Linked DNA regions of Homo sapiens: region 2 is linked to region 1. Evidence: chromatin contacts called from ENCODE POLR2A ChIA-PET data. All regions are on one chromosome and are shown on one strand. The core of a region is the stretch at or near the end of the contact, and the rest is flanking DNA. Distances in the headings are between cores, read along the strand shown.

Region 1 (7,877 bases), core at 1,572-4,071:
AATTAGCTGGGCGTGGTGGTGCATGCCTGCAATCCTAGCTACTTGGGAGGCTGAGGCAGAAGAATCGCTTGAACCCAGGAGGCGGAAGTTGCAGTGAGCCAAGATTGCGCCATTGCACTCCAGCCTGAACAACAAGAGCAAAACTCCATCTCAAAAAATAAAAATTAAAAAAAAAGGTGAGTATCAAAAGGGAGTTCTATCCATAATGAAATTATTAACCCAAAGGAAGTCTCAGTGCTAATGGGCCCTCATCACTAGGTATGTGCCTTGCCATGATATTTCTGTAGATCTGAGTCAGTTACATATTATTTATGTCAAAAGTACTAATAGATTAAAAAGGGAGGGAGGTGGAGAGAAGGAAAAAGACAAGGCTTTGGTCAAGTCCACGTGTGCTGGTCTAGCCATGCAGTCATGTGGTTTCTCCTGGGCTCTTCCCGAAGGGCATGTCCTCACAAACCTTCTATGAGCTAAGTCAGGAGGGGGAGACGGGCAGGAGCCACATGAAACAGCAGGGCCAAGGGTATTACCCTGGAGTCAGCAAACACAGCCACGGAGCACAGACACGGCAAATATTCCACAGGGAAAAACCACCGAGGGCAAAAGTGGCCCAACTGCTGGGAGACCTGGTAGTTAGAGGAAAGCCTTTTTTAAACTCAGTGGAAAAGGCCCACATACAGCAGGCACCAGTATAATTACCAAAGCCACCAGGCCCGTCTGCCAAGCTGGGCTGATGTGGCCTCTTGACCAGGTTTTATTCTTGGCGGCTGCTGCACTCTTCTCCCTCTGCTCTTCCTGCTCCTGCTACTAAATAAACTAGCAGATGCTGGCTTCATGTACTACAAACCCTGAGCTATCTATCTTCTCGTTTGTTTTGGCATCTACTTCAAATGGTAAAGCATCTGTGAAACGGACCAAAGCACTCCAAAAATCTACTTCAGGGTCATTTTCAAGAATTTATTTCTACACTTCCACAGACCGTTTTGAATTTCCCTATCAAAGATATAACAAGCGTGATCCACACACAATCACCCAGTCATTTTTGTTATTTGTCTTCTCTAGGCAAATACATGTCATTGTTCAAATACCAGCGCGGGAGAGAAATCACAGTGTGCTTTTAGTTCTATACCAAATTTCATCCACTCCCATTTCTCTTCGTTCTCTGTGCTACCTTATTCACTCTTGTGGCTTCATCACCAGCTGTGTGTCAGCAACTCTGAAATTACTATCTCCATCCCAGACCTCTCTGATCAAACCCAGACCCAGATATCCAAAGACCTAATGGACATTTCAAAAACAAACTACTTAAAACTGAACTCCTCATCTTCCTCTTGCCAAAGTATTTCAGTACCCACTGCTTTCTCCTAACTCATACTTTGAGTCATCCTTGACTTCTCTCCTTTCTTCGGCCTCCCATCTTGTCAATAAAGCTATCATGCCTGAGCTATGCTCTATTAAACAAGAAAAGTTACACTTCTGTCTGATTTAAGTGTGCTTTCTATCTCTCTCTTCCAGATTCCAGCAAGTATTGCTGTATGTGTCAGTCTGCACTCACTGTGTGAGGTTGGCAAATGCCCTGTTCATTCTCTCAGCTCTCCCTCCAGAGCATGCTCCCATACACCAATTTCAAAAGCACTAGAGTGCACTGAACACGATAGGTTTCTTTGTATCTTTGGGTGGGGGTGGTCATTCAAAAACCCAAAAGAGAAGTTCTCATTTCACAGCAGCAGCATCTCCAAGGAAAATTCTTCCAGAGTGAAACAACACCACAGTTCATAAAACAACACAAAAGGAATCAAACAAGTCTGTTAAACAGTAACGAACTACAAAGCCAGAACTAACCTGGATGGAGACTTAAAAGACAAAGTTGTGGCAGGAAGAATACCAAAAAAGTTGGGAATGGGAAAAGTCCACTCACTGATTCAGTTACCCTCTGTAATTACAGACACCCAGACACCCTCACATCTTTCATTCAACATTAATATTTTTTCAGCCTGTCCTCAACCTGTTGAAATACAGCTCAGAGGGAAGTATTTTAGAAAGATGCATTTCCTCAACTTTGACTTTTCAACGCAACTCCAAGTAGAATTTTCAAAGAATAAAATGTCTAATTAGGAAGAACAGGCTTACAGTTTCAGCTCAGTTCAACTTTGTTGAGAAAATATTTCGGTCAATGGCTCAATGGAATGAGGTCCTTTTCTTTCCTATCTTCGGAGAGCAGCGTCGCCATTTCTAGGACTGACCCCACACAAGGAGTGTTGACTGTAAACTTTCAGGGTATCACTCGACAACCCAGAAACTGGTGGCAGCTGGAAGGACAGAGGTCATGTGTGCTGCTTTCTATAATAAAATTCTTTTTACCCCTGGGTTAAGTTGATTACTCAAACTCTCAGACTCCTCCTCCTCCCCGCTTCCAGCCTACTCGCATTTTCCCTAGGCTGATTGACTCTAGGAAAACAAGTATTGCATTATGCTTGACTCCTTGGAATGAGATCAGTTCTCATTTCAAATTCCCTTTCAGAACAACCCCAAGGCCACAGACCCTGTAAAAATCCCAGATGCCCAACAACTCAGGAAGGCCTAAGCTATGACAAGAAAACATTACTTAAGTAATAATCAGCAAATGCATCCTAAACCCGGACTGGTATCCTCTGAGGTCTCTTCCAAGGCATTTGGCAGGAACACGTCTGTAAACCACCCAGTCTCACTCTCGGCTCCTCCTCCAAGGCAGAATGGCCAAGGCAGAGGCTTTAGTGCACTGTTCGGCAGTGATTTTCTCCAACTGGCACCATCTGTGCACACCCTGCCAGACTTGCTGACAGAGCAGGCTGCACAGACCATTACTAATCTCCCAGGGTCAGCTGGGTCAGGCCTGCAACAGGATGCCTATAGATTTCAAAGGCCGGTGTTCTCTCCGTGCCAGCTAATCGATCTATGTTGGAAAGCAAGCACATTTTTATTCCACCTTCTTTTAAATTTCAAAGAAAAATCTCAATTTTAAAGCTCTTCATGTGGGAACTGCTTGCATGTAATCAGTGTCCTGATACCAGTTATGTTATATGAGATCTTTGGAGGATGGGGCTTACCCATTGATCCTTTGCCAAGATTCAGTAGTAAGGCCAGGAAGACAACTTTGCTCAGACAACAAAAGGCCTTCTAAATAGCACCATCGGGAATGGACTACATGGATCAAGATTCAGCCTCAACTGCAAAGTCCTCTTAGCTGAGTCTGCAAAAGAAGAATAAATGCTACTCTACCAGGATCTTATCATGTGAGCTCAGGCAGTGTCACCAGGACTGGTAAAGAAAATCTCAGCATCATTCACCATCTACTTCAGAATTCATCTGTGAATGCTGCCACCCACTACCAACTGCCTATCAAGTGTTTACTAAATGTCAATTGTGTGCCAAGAGTCTGATATTCCCTCAAACTTCTGTAGTTTCTTTTGCTGAGGAATGGGATAACTGAGTCTAGTACTCAGCCATATAGTAGGCTAGACAAATCCAAAAGCCCCTTGAAGGCGGGATCATATTGATCCTGTTTCAAGGTGTTACCACTTAGCACAGACTTTTTCAGGCTTGTTGCAGTAATTCTATTAAAAACCCTTTTAGATAATTATATAAATACAACTAGGAGGAGGCAGTATCAAGATCAATTACTGTAATCATTTCTTTGTAGATGATGTTATTCTAGATCTTCAAATAAAACAATGACTCAGTCTGATAGAGTCAAAAAACTAACAGCCACAAAACTAAGACATTACTACCAGCTCCAAAGAGACCAGATCTTTTGTTTACAATAATTAAAGGTTTAAAGAAATTTCCAGATAAGTGACTTCATCTTCTTACTCTTGCTTACATATCAGTTTCTACACTTAACCAAACCCTAACAGAGTTTACATGGGGCTAAAGGGGTGATAGTAAAGAGGAATTTGTGAGCTGAAATATAATTAATAATTCCTCTAACCCAGATCATCTTCCTTGTAAAAATATGGGTTTGTTAAGAAGCCAGCAGAGAGGTTCACAGATCTGACATGGCCACTTAGGCATAACTGGAGACTCAGGTCTGCATGAGTTCTCATTGAATAATTTCTTCTTCCAATATTTTTCCAGCTTCAGGTAACCAGAGAAATCTCCAGGCTAACCTGGTTCCTAACACGTCTATTCTTCCCAACTCCTCCCTTTGCAAGGGAGTCCCTATATTGTCTAAAAATAAGTCACGCAATCACTCGGCTCCCCTCCAACTATTTAGTATCAAAGAATCACTGCCATGTCTACAGCAGACATTTTCTCAGCCTTTAGATTTCCTATCTAGATAGCACAAAACAAACTGAACACATAAAACAAATGGGAACATTTATAATGAGATCATGTTTCACATCCACCACGCCTCAACTCACCCTTCCCAAGACATCAGGTGCACTGAAGAAGATCTCATTCCATTTAACTTACAGAAGGCACACCTTCACAGTCCAGGATGATGTGTTTTGATCTTTCAGAATTAACACTTGACTAGGCCTAACTTCACATCTTTGGCTTTCAATGTAAAGTTTTATGATGTCTTTCCTCCACATCCAGTCCCAATTCCTTCTGAGTGTCTCTGTGATTCTAGACAACAGCAACCACTTTTTTAAACAAAGACTTCCCAGCATTCAACTTCATTTCTGTCTGTTTGATTCTGCTAGAGAAAGAGAGATAAGAATCTAGACAGAGGCTTTCATAGTGTTTTACCTGTAACTTGTCTAAACCACCAACTGACAAATACAGTCTCTGCCATTAAGCACCCCAGGTACCTACGGTGTAGAAGTAATTGCACAGACCTGTGCCTCTAGCATCACTTCCAGCATGGAAGCAACAAGGAGAATGATCAGAAGGCAGGATGCCTAGACGATAGAATGATAAATCCTCACGAAGCCTAAAAATATCAAGTCCAAGCAAGAATCATGGCCAAAATATTGCTATGGAACTCATAGAAAAAGACCTGAACAACAAAATTCTAAGTGGAGACAGTAAAAAAAAAAATCCATGTTTCTTAAACAGCCCAACCATCCACAAAGAAACAATCAGGGCTGGGTATGTGGCTCACACCTGTAATCCCAAAACTTTGGGAGGCCAAGGCGGGTGGATCACTTGAGGCCAAGAGTTCGAGACCAGCCTGGCCAACACAGTGAAACCCTGTCTCTACTAAAAATACAAAAAAATTAGCCAGTCTTCGTGGCGCGTGCCTGTGATCCCAGCTACTAGGGAGGCTGAGGCAGGAGAATCACTTGAACCTTGGAGGCAGAGGCTGCAGTGAGCCAAGACGGTGCTACCGCACTATAGACTGGGAGACAGAGCGAGACTCTGTCTCAAAAAAAAAAAAAGAAAAAAGAAAAAAGAAAGAAAATCGGGATAGATATAGGCAGACAGAAGTCTCTACCACGATTATCCTAACAAGGTACTCACAATATCTTGAATTTTGCCCATTTCTTTTTGATTTCTAAGGATTTAATGATACTTCACCAGCCTATTACTGAAAGGTAGGGTTTCTTATTTTTTTAATTCTCTTAGCAATTTACCATTGCTAAATGTGAACAGTAAAACATACAATTTAATGTTTACTCTACCTTTAGAGTTTAAAACAACTTAAACCTAAAAAATAGGTATAGATGGATATAGTACAGTAAGAGAGAAGGGACAAGGTTTATTGGATTCTCTGGCTTCTCTCACCAATTAGATTCTATCTGGTTTATAAAGATTCCAAAGGAAGATTCCTACAGGGGCCTCAGAAACGCAATCCAACTGAAAAACCACACTAAAAAGACGGGCACTGTGTAGGGTTCTGAGATACTGAAAGATATGATTCCTGAATTCCCTCAGCATTCTGGGATAAACACGAAGAAATCCTAAGTCCTCACTGCTATAGTTTTTCTCAAAGGAAGAGTTTCTTACATGAGATATTGACAAAACAGCCAATCTTCCACTGTAGGTTTTGGGGCTGGGATATAGAGATGATTCCCAGAGTTAGAGTACTGAGAACTATGTTGGTTTCTGATTAAATGTTGGTATAATATTAAAAACCAGTTAAGAATGATCAAAGGAACCTACATAAAACACTGTGGTCACTCTTTCTTCATGTGCCATTAGCATCTGCCCAAAGGCTACCTCTGTGACAAGTCCAAATGGCTTGCCCCAGGCTCTGCTTGCAGGAACCAGACTTAAATAACAGTCAAGGTCTGATTTTGAGAACACTTAAGTTCAAGTGCCAAGTTTCTTTAACATTTAATATATTTGTTCTCTGTATAACCACCCCCTCTACAGTGGTTTCATGAGATCACCACCTAATCTCTAATTCTTACTCAAGGAAACCAGTTAAGAACCCTCAATGGAAGTAACCTAGGACAACTAATCACCCCCAAAAAACTCTTTGCTGTGGGGAAATGGATCACAAAATACAATGGATTGGTCGGGCATAGTGGCTTACACCTGTAATCCCAGCACTTTGGGATTTCGAGCAGATAACTTCAGGCCAGGAGTTCGAGACCAGCCTGGCCAACATGGTGAAACCCTGTCTCTACTAAAAATATGAAAATGGTCAGGCGTGGTGGCTCCACCTATTGTAATCCCAGCATTTTGGGAGGCCGAGGTGGGTGGATCACCTGAGGTCAAGAGTTCAAAAGCAGCCTGACCCACATGGAGAAACTCCATCTTTTCTAAAAATAGAAAATTAGCCAGGTGTGGTGGCGCATACCTATTATCCCAGCTACTGGGGAGGCTGAGGCAGGAGAATCGCTTGAACCCAGGAAGTGGAGGTTGCAGTGAGCCAAGATCATGCCATTGCACTCCAGCCTGGGCAACAAGAGCAAAACTCCATCTCTTGAAGAAATTTTAAAAAATAATAATAATACAAAAAATTAGCTGGACATGGTGGTGGACACCTATAATCCCAGCTACTTGGGAGGCTGAGGCAGAAGAATTGCTTGAACCTAGGAGGCAGAGGTTGCAGTGAGCCGAGATTGCACCATTGCACTTCAGCCTGGACAACAGAGCAAGACTCCATCTTGAAAAACAACAAAAAAAAGATAGAATGGATCATAGAGAAAGAGAACAAAGACGATCATGAAAAGACATAAAAGAAACAAAAATGAAAAGGAAAAGTACTCTCTCTCCCTCCTGGGGAGTTACATGCAAAATGTCAACTTACAGGAGTGAAATAATTACTCTATTTTTTTTTCCATAAGTTAATGGGGTACAGGTAGTATTTGGTTACATGAGTAAGTTCTTTAGTGGTGATTTGTGAGATTTTGGTGCACATATCACCCAAGCAGTATACATTGCACCATATTTTTAGTCTTTTATCTCTCACCCTCCTCCCACTCTTCCCCCCAATTCCCCAAAGTCCTTTGTATCATTTTTATGCCTTTACGTCCTCATAGTTTAACGCCCACGTATCAGTGAGAACAGACGATGTTTGGTTTTCCATTCCTGAGTTACTTCCCTTGGAATAATAGTCTCCAATCTCATCCAGGTCACTGCAAATGCTACATAGCATTCCATTGTATATATATACCACAGTTTCTTTATCCACTCATTGATTGATGGGCATTTGGGTTGGTTCCATGATTTTGCTATTATGAATTCTGCCATTAGAAACATTCGTGTGCAAGTATCTTTTTCGAATAGTGACTTCTTTTCCTCTTGGTAGATACCCAGTAGTGGGATTGCTGGATCTAATGGTAGCTCTACTTTTAGTTATTTAAGGAATCTTCACACTGTTTTCCATAGTGGCTGTATTTGTTTACATTCTCACCAGCAATGTAGAAATGTTCCCTGTTCACCGCATCCACACCAACATCTATACTGTTTTTTTTATTTTTTTGATTATGTCCATTCTTGCAGGA
Region 2 (7,877 bases), core at 3,599-6,098, 350 kb before region 1:
ATTTGTTTCATTTATCTTTTGTATTTTGTTTCTTTGTTTGTTTCAATTTCATTTGGTTCTACTCTGATCTTCATTATGTATTGGGTTTGGGTTGGGATTGTTCTTGTTTCTCCACTTCCGTGAGGTGTGACTTTAGATTGTCTATTTGTGCTCTTTCAGACTTTTTGATGTAAGCATTTAGTGCTATGAAACTTTCCTCTTAGCACTGCTTTTGCTGTATCCCAGACGTTTTAATAGTTTGTATCACTATTATCATTCATTTCGAAGAATTTTTTAATTTCCATCTTGATTTCATTGTTGACCCAATAATTATTCAGGAGCAGGTTATTTAATTTCCATGTATTTGCACGGTTTTTAGGGTTCCTTTTGGAGTTGATTTCAAATTTTATTCCACTGTGGTCTAAGAGAGTACTTGATATAATTTTGATGTTCTTAAATTTACTGAGGTTTGTTTTGTGGCCTATCACACAGTCTGTCTTGGAGAATGTTCCATGTGCTGATGAATATAATGTATATTCTGCAGTTGTTGAGTAGAATGTTTGGTAAATATCTGTAAAGTCCATTTGTTGTAGGGTATAGTTTAAGTCCATTGTTTCTTTGTTGATTTTCTGTCTTAATGACCTGTCCAGTGCTCTCAGTGGAGTATTAAAATCCCCCACTAGTATTGTGTTGCTGTCTATCTCATTTCTTAGGTCTAGTAGTAATTGTTTTATAAATTTTAGAGCTCCGGTATTAGGTGCATATAAATTTAAAATTGTGGCATTTTCCTGTTGGACTAGTTATTTTATCATTGTATACTGTCCCTCTCTGTCTTTTTTAACTGCTGTTGCTTTAAAGTTTGTTTTGTCTGATTAAGGATAGCCACTCCTGCTCACTTTTGGTGTCCATTTGAATGGAATATCTTTTCCACCCCTTTACATTAAGTTTATGTGAGTCCTTATGTGTTAGGTGAATCTCCTGAAGACAGAAGGAACTTGGTTGGTTGATTCTTATCTATTCTGTATTTTTTAAGTGAAGCATTTAGGCCATTTACTTTCAATGTGAGTATTGAAATGTGAGGTACTATTCTACTCATTGTACTATTTGTTGCCTGAATACCTTGGCTTTTTTTCATTGTGTTATTGTTATATAGGTCCTGTGAGATTTACGCTTTAAGGAGGTTCTATTTTGGTGTACTTTGAGGGTTTTCTTTTGGGTTATTATGTGTTCATAATTATCACTTATTGAGGATATACTGCATGTTAGGTTTGCTTTAGTTTCTTTGCATATTTTCTGCAATACCTACAGCATTACTACATGGTAGCATCCTTATTATCATTTATAAAATCAAGGTCCTGAGGCTTTTAAAGTTAAGTAACTGGATTACACAACTAATAAAACTGAGAGTTGAACCTCAATTTGTTGAAATCCAAAATGTGCTTCACTAAGTCATGCTCTCCTCTATTGCTCAACAATCAATGGACACATGAGCAACTTGGTTTCTCAATCTTTAATTTGGCCTTGGCTTAAGTATCCTTTCATAGGATTGTTACCAATATTAACAGTCTGATTATCTTTAAGACAATATATACGCTTTTAAAATATTCTTTCAAAGTAAATATTTTCATCAGTTCTCTTACCAGTAGGGTTAGGAGGTTGGACTAATGAACCCTCAGTTCTGACATTTTCTAAATTGTAATTCTATTATACAACTGCGTTAAGACTGTAAGACAAGAAGACACATGAGAAAGATTGAGAAGCATAATTCAGAGAGGTAATAAGTTTCCCTACAACTTTAGGGAAGCCTAATAGGTCTTGCCTTAGAAGTTCAGCCTCTTAATATTACTTTTCACATAACATACTCTTGACAGCATTTATTATTAATGATCATCTATGAGTTATGAAGGACAAAATCATGTGAATGGAATCCAAAAGTCAAACAACGGTCTCTCAGAAGCAATTGAACCTTATCCAACTGCAGCATAATTTTGGGAATGAGCTAAAGAGTAGCACTAAAGAAAATGCTTTGCTTGAGGTAGTGATTTAATCTCTAAGGAGTGCCACCAGAAATATAGATGGAGCAGGAGAGAGGAAAAAGTGGTCATGGTATTAAGAAACATCCATGGTCAATCCCACAATAGGTCAGTTGTATGTGCAACCCTGAACTTTAAATCACATGGATTCTGAAGGCTTGGACGCAGACATATTTCTTCATTCAACACTCCCTGGCTCCTCGGTATTGGCAAATTCAGGTCTGTAAAGGGTCAAATGTGTTGAACTCCTGTCAAACTTTCCAGGGTGGTTTAAAGTCAGTAATTTTCATCTTAATCCTGAGGCCACAGTGTGTTCAAGTTAGAAATCTACTCCATATGTTCATGATATTATTTCACAGACGCTCCTGAAAGATTTCTTCATAAGAACTCTGTGAGGTTTCCAAACCTCCTTGGCCTCTTAAGATTGGTTTAACTTCAACATTAGAAATAAAAATATCATTAGTTAAAATCAGTATCTCTTATTGAGATTCTAGTATATGCAAAGCACTTTTTCATGCATTATCTCATTGAATTCTCACAACCAGCCAGCGAGTTGGATGGAAGCATCCCCTTTTTCAGATACGAAGGCACAGATGGATAAACAGCCCCTCAAATGTGTCCAGCTGGCTTATGGCCTCTGCCGAGGGCTGAACCTAAGTCTATCTAGCTCCAAAGCTCATATCCTTTTACTACATCACACTGTTTCTAAAGCTGGTTTCTTTTTAGATTAGAAAATGATAGGTATTCTCTTGAAATATGGGATATGCCCTTGCTTAGAAGAAAACGAAGCCCAGTAACATGTTCTCTGTTACCTAGCCCCTTCCCCAGCTGACCTGCCGACCACAGTGATATTGTAAGTTATTATTCTCTATAGAAAGGGTTCTTTGTTTGGGTCTTTTAAAACTGCAAACCAGTCATTCTGGAAAAAAAGGCAAGCAGCTTGAATTTGTACCCATAAGTTTGTTTGCATGCCCATTACTCGTGTCCCTTTTCTTTAAACTGAACTTGTCAAACTGTTTTTGCAAGTATTCAAAATGTTGCCACCCATTTAGTCCTCTCTAGAATATAAATTCTAAACGGTTTTGTAAAGAACTGGAAAGTGCTAGTTTTGCTAACATTTGGAGAATTTGAAATTAAAATGGAAAGATGTTAAATGATCAAAAAGGCAAGAGAAATATCACCAGAGCCAAAACTTGCCCTGACTCACCAGCTCCATGGTTGCATTCTCAATGTCTGGTATCTTGTATCTTAAGAAAACGCAAATTTGACTTATTCTTGCAAAATGCGAACAAAGTCAACTTTAAATCTAATAAAATAAAACATCTCCGGCGAATTCTGAAGTAGAAGATTTAAAATAGGAAAACGAAAAGTCTAAAAGAAGCAAAAAATTATTTTTATGTCGTCTACTCTGTGCCAGAACCCTGCCAGGTATTTTAACCTAGTGCCTTTTTCTCATTGTGACCCAACAAAGTAGGTTTTATTCTCATTTCATAAATGAGGCATCTGAGTTCTTCATATCTGAGGTCATATATCTTGCCCAAGGTCACACAAGAAGTAAATAGAAAACCTAGAATCAGAACTAAGCTCTAACTCCAAAACCCATTCCTTTTTCATTTTATTAAACTGTTGCCTTGAATTTTAAAATACATGAAATAGTCACTAAACTACATTTTCATTGACTAATAACTATTATGGGAGAATTATTGTAGAGTAATTCATAAAGCAGTAGAACTTGCCAAGTAAACACATTTTTAATGATGATGACCAAAGCATACTCATACAGTCATTTAAACAGGTGAGGTGATCATTATATTGCTCCCCTGTTTAAACAAGGTTTTCATTCATTTAAGAAATATAACATGGCATGATGCATGTTTGGAAGAGATAAGACATGCCTCTGAGCCACCATCTGAGAGGGTGAAGGCAGAGACCCATGATGTGAGAGGAAAGACAGTGATGCAAAATGTATTTTATCTCAAAGAAGCATATGCCTTGAGGTCTTTTCATTGAAAGTGTTAAAGTCCAAGGGAAGAAAATAAAACTACAGAGCCTTTTTCTTATTTTCCTCATCAATATGAAATGATTTATCTTACTTGCCTTATGTTTTACGCCATAAATAGAAAATCTTGATAAAATAACTGTGCGAACAATTCCAAATAACTATTTCAGATAAGTTAGGAAAATATTATCTATTGAATCACTCTGATGCCATTAATATTGAAATGAGTAACATCACACAGCCCATCTGAATCACTTATCATTTAAGTAAAATACACTGACACAGGATTTTGCATTTTTCCTCTGTAAGAAAGAAGCATCAGTGGAAAGCAGTAGAGGAACATAAACAAAACAGACGGTGTTAAGAAAATAGGTGGCCCCAGAATCTGTGTGAGAAATCTCAGACTCACACTCTTGGCACCGTTCCCCCTTGTGCCTCTTTGGAAGCTCTAGCTCCTCCAGATCTTGGCTGTTCTTTTTCCAAAAGACACCACTCATCTGACTTGATGTGAAAACCCACCCTCGGGTCATTATCACCAGGTAATGGCAAATGCAGAGAAAACCCTATGTTTCCAAATCCTGGATTCTCTCAGTCCCTTGGAATGTGCCACTTTTCAGGAAGTGTTCAGGTCCCTTATGTCAGTACGCTCCTCACCAGGACTCTCAGCCCTACCCCATGCAAGTTTGCTGCACCTCTCTGAATCTGAAAGCAGGTTAGCACAGCCTGATCTTTCCCAAGTATGGAGAATCAAACCACAGCCTCTATTTCAGTGAGTCATCACTCCTCTTCTTGTCTATTCCATGTCTAGGAAGATTTGTTTGCTCTTGTTACTCACCAGTCTTGTACCACCAGACAGCTTGGCTGCCTCTCAGTTATTTCATCTGTTCAACTAGCGTTTGGTCATTCCCCTCATCGTGATGTGCAGCAGATGGCTTGGGTTGTCCTCCTTCCTGCCCAGCAGAATTGTGTTACAATAAGCATGACTTCTGTGCCTGTCAGCTAGCAGTGCTCCAAGCCACCACTTGCAAACTCCCTTCATGCAATTTAATGAGGATGTTTCTTAAGTAGTTATCTCAGTCCGTTTTCTGTTGCTTATAACAGAATACTTGAAACTAGGTAATTTATAAAGAAAGGGAATTTATTTCTTAAATTATGGAGGCTGAGAAGTCCAAGGTTAAGGGACTACATTTGATGAGGGCCTTCTTGCTGGTGGGGACTCTCTGCAGATTCCCAAGTTGATTCAGGGCATCACATGATGAGGAGGCTGAGTGTGCTAGGTCAGATTTCTCTTCCTCTCTTACAAAGCCACCAGTCCCATTCCCATGATAACCCACTAATCCATTAGCTTATTAATCTATGAATGGATTAATCCTGCCCTCATGACCCAATCATCTCTTAAGGACTCCACTTCTCAATACTGCCACATTGGGGATTAAATTCCAACATGAGTTTTGGAGGGGACATTTAAACCATAGCAGTTGTGCTGCAACAACTGACTATGAAACTCAGGAGTGTAGTCTCTGGCATATAACAGTCTGAGACAGTTACACTGCCATCTTCCTCTTGACTTAACTCCGGTCTGAAATTCAACTTGGCATGCCCCATATGCTGATATCCCATAAAACATGCTATATTCTTTTATGTGGTTTTCTACTCTATGCCAAGCAAATGCCATGCTATTCATACAAATTTAATTTAAAACAATGCATATTAGTCCATTTTCATGCTGCTGATAAAGACATATCTGATACTGGGCAATTTACAAAAGAAAGAGGTTTATTGGACTTACAGTTACGTGCCTTGGGAGACCTCACAATCATGGTGGAAGTTGAAAGGCACATCTCACATGGTGGCAGACAAGAGAAGAGAATGAGAGCCAAGCAAAACGGGTTTCACCATATCAAACCATCAGATCTCATGAGACTTATTCACTATGAGGAGAACAGTATGGGGGAACTGCCTCCATGATTCAATTTTCTCCCACCAGGTCCCTCTCACAACACATGGGAATTATGGTAGTAAAATTCAAGATGATATTTGGGTGGGGACACAGAGCCAAACCATATCACTATGCAAAATCATTTATTCTTTCAAATATGCTTTTAATATCATACATCAACTTAGAGCAAGAAAACCTACCATATAGCTAGAATAATTATTGGGAAAAAATATTGAAAGACATTGTTTTATTCTACCAATCTAAACTTGTGTTTCTCACCACTGGGAGTATATTAGAATCCCCTATGGGACTTAAAAAAATTATAGATGCCTTAACTCCAGATTGCTTATGTCCCCTCCCAAAAGATCAAGCTGCCTTTCAAGCTTTTTCCATGTAGCAATATTGTAGCAATATTGTGAGGTTAATTCTGAGGCTTTTATAGAAATGTGGCTAACTAATGAATACCTTGAGTATCTCCATTGTACAGTAAAAAATATTACTGTAGCCATGAAATGTGTTCATATTCCAATCAGAGTTTGCCCTTTCCACTGGGGCCGAGTCTAAGAATTCCAGCTGGTAAATGGATAAGTAGAATAAACATCCATGTAAATAATAAGGAGATTGCAATTAGGATCTGCTTTTAACTTAAACCTTTCTGTGATCATCTATCTGATTAAACCATTCATCTTTTTTAAAAAAATAAGAGTGTTGTTCTCTTACAAGTTATTGCCTGAGTTATCCTGGATGCTCAGGTTGCAAGAATAGATACATTCAGGTTATCTCAAATGTTAAATAAATATTGTAAGGCCTATGAGAAAGGAAAGAAACTCCAAAACTAACTCTGCAATACATACCAAAGATTGAAAGCAGAATGTTCTTTATCATTTTTTAGGGTGAATAGATGGTTTCTAGAGAGCAACTCTAGAATTCATCTCCTTAGCAAAGTATGGCATTGTGGTCAACACAAGAAAACTCTAGATGCTTCAAGTAGAAGGAATTTAATACAGGAATTGGTTTCACAAGAGATGAAAATGTGAGAAGATCAATAGGCAATGGTGGGTCTCATTAAAATCAGCAATAATCTGCTGTCACCCTGAGAGCTGGAAAGACAAAGAGAGAAGGTGGTGTTACAAGAAATGACAAAGCATGGCCACCTGGGGGAAAGAGGACGACGGTGGGCCTGCCTGGTGGGAGGTTGCACAATCAAATGAGATGCTTTCAGGCAGGAGCTGGAATCATAAAGGTTATATAGCCTCTGCCAAAGACACCAACTGAGACAGGAAGAGAGGGGAAAATATACTGGCTTTTCCCTTCTTCCTGCAGCCATATCTCCTACCGGTGCCTTCCATCAACTTAACATAACCAGGAGTTAGTGATAGATATCAGTGCTGGAGAAATATAGAGAATGGATCTGAGGGCAAAAAGGCAAATTTCAGAACAGAGGGCATCTGTGGCTCCCAGCTCTATCACTTCACCATCCTGATGATTCAGCATCTCAGTCTCTGCTTCACCTTGGATTGCTTACTTCTATCTCTTTGTACGTTATGAATTCAAACTCACAAAAAGAAAGGGTATGCTTGGGTTGATTAGCCCTGCTTAATCTAAAGCAGTGTTATTAGGTAGAGTTGTGCAGCAATACAGTTTCTATAAAACTCCTTTTGATTGAGCCACGTGTGCAACAAGCTATAGAGTTCTTGACAAGTCACTTGGTGTAAAGCAAGAAAACTACCACACGAAGGAAACATCCACAGTTAATGTTCTCAGGAAAGGGACATGTTACATCTAGGAAGTACTTGGAGGATTTTTGAGAAATCCTCAGTGTTATGAGCTGAATTTGTGCCTTTCTCCCAAATTCATATGTTGAAGCCCTACCCCCCAGCTGCTTAGAATGTAGCTGTATTTGGAGATAGGGTCTTTAAGAAGGTCA

The links. ChIA-PET counts read pairs that join two places held with the same protein, here RNA polymerase II (POLR2A).
Region 2: POLR2A ChIA-PET joins it to region 1 with 11 read pairs in A549. The contact joins two enhancer-like sites. POLR2A ChIA-PET finds 5 or more read pairs at or near these places in 2 of 52 experiments (A549 and SK-N-SH).

What each region holds. Positions count from the first base shown.
Region 1 is chr6:21,880,560-21,888,436 of GRCh38, reverse strand. The region is part of intron 4 of CASC15 (cancer susceptibility 15); the gene reads right to left. Among named protein-coding and RNA genes, the nearest start is that of CASC15, 220 kb to the right of the region's middle. Within about 2 kb of position 2,821, at least 13 of the 41 ENCODE cell types and tissues checked have a DNase peak (open chromatin) inside an H3K27ac peak, as active enhancers do.
Region 2 is chr6:22,233,787-22,241,663 of GRCh38, reverse strand. No RefSeq gene overlaps it. Among named protein-coding and RNA genes, the nearest start is that of PRL, 59 kb to the left of the region's middle. Within about 2 kb of position 4,848, at least 3 of the 41 ENCODE cell types and tissues checked have a DNase peak (open chromatin) inside an H3K27ac peak, as active enhancers do.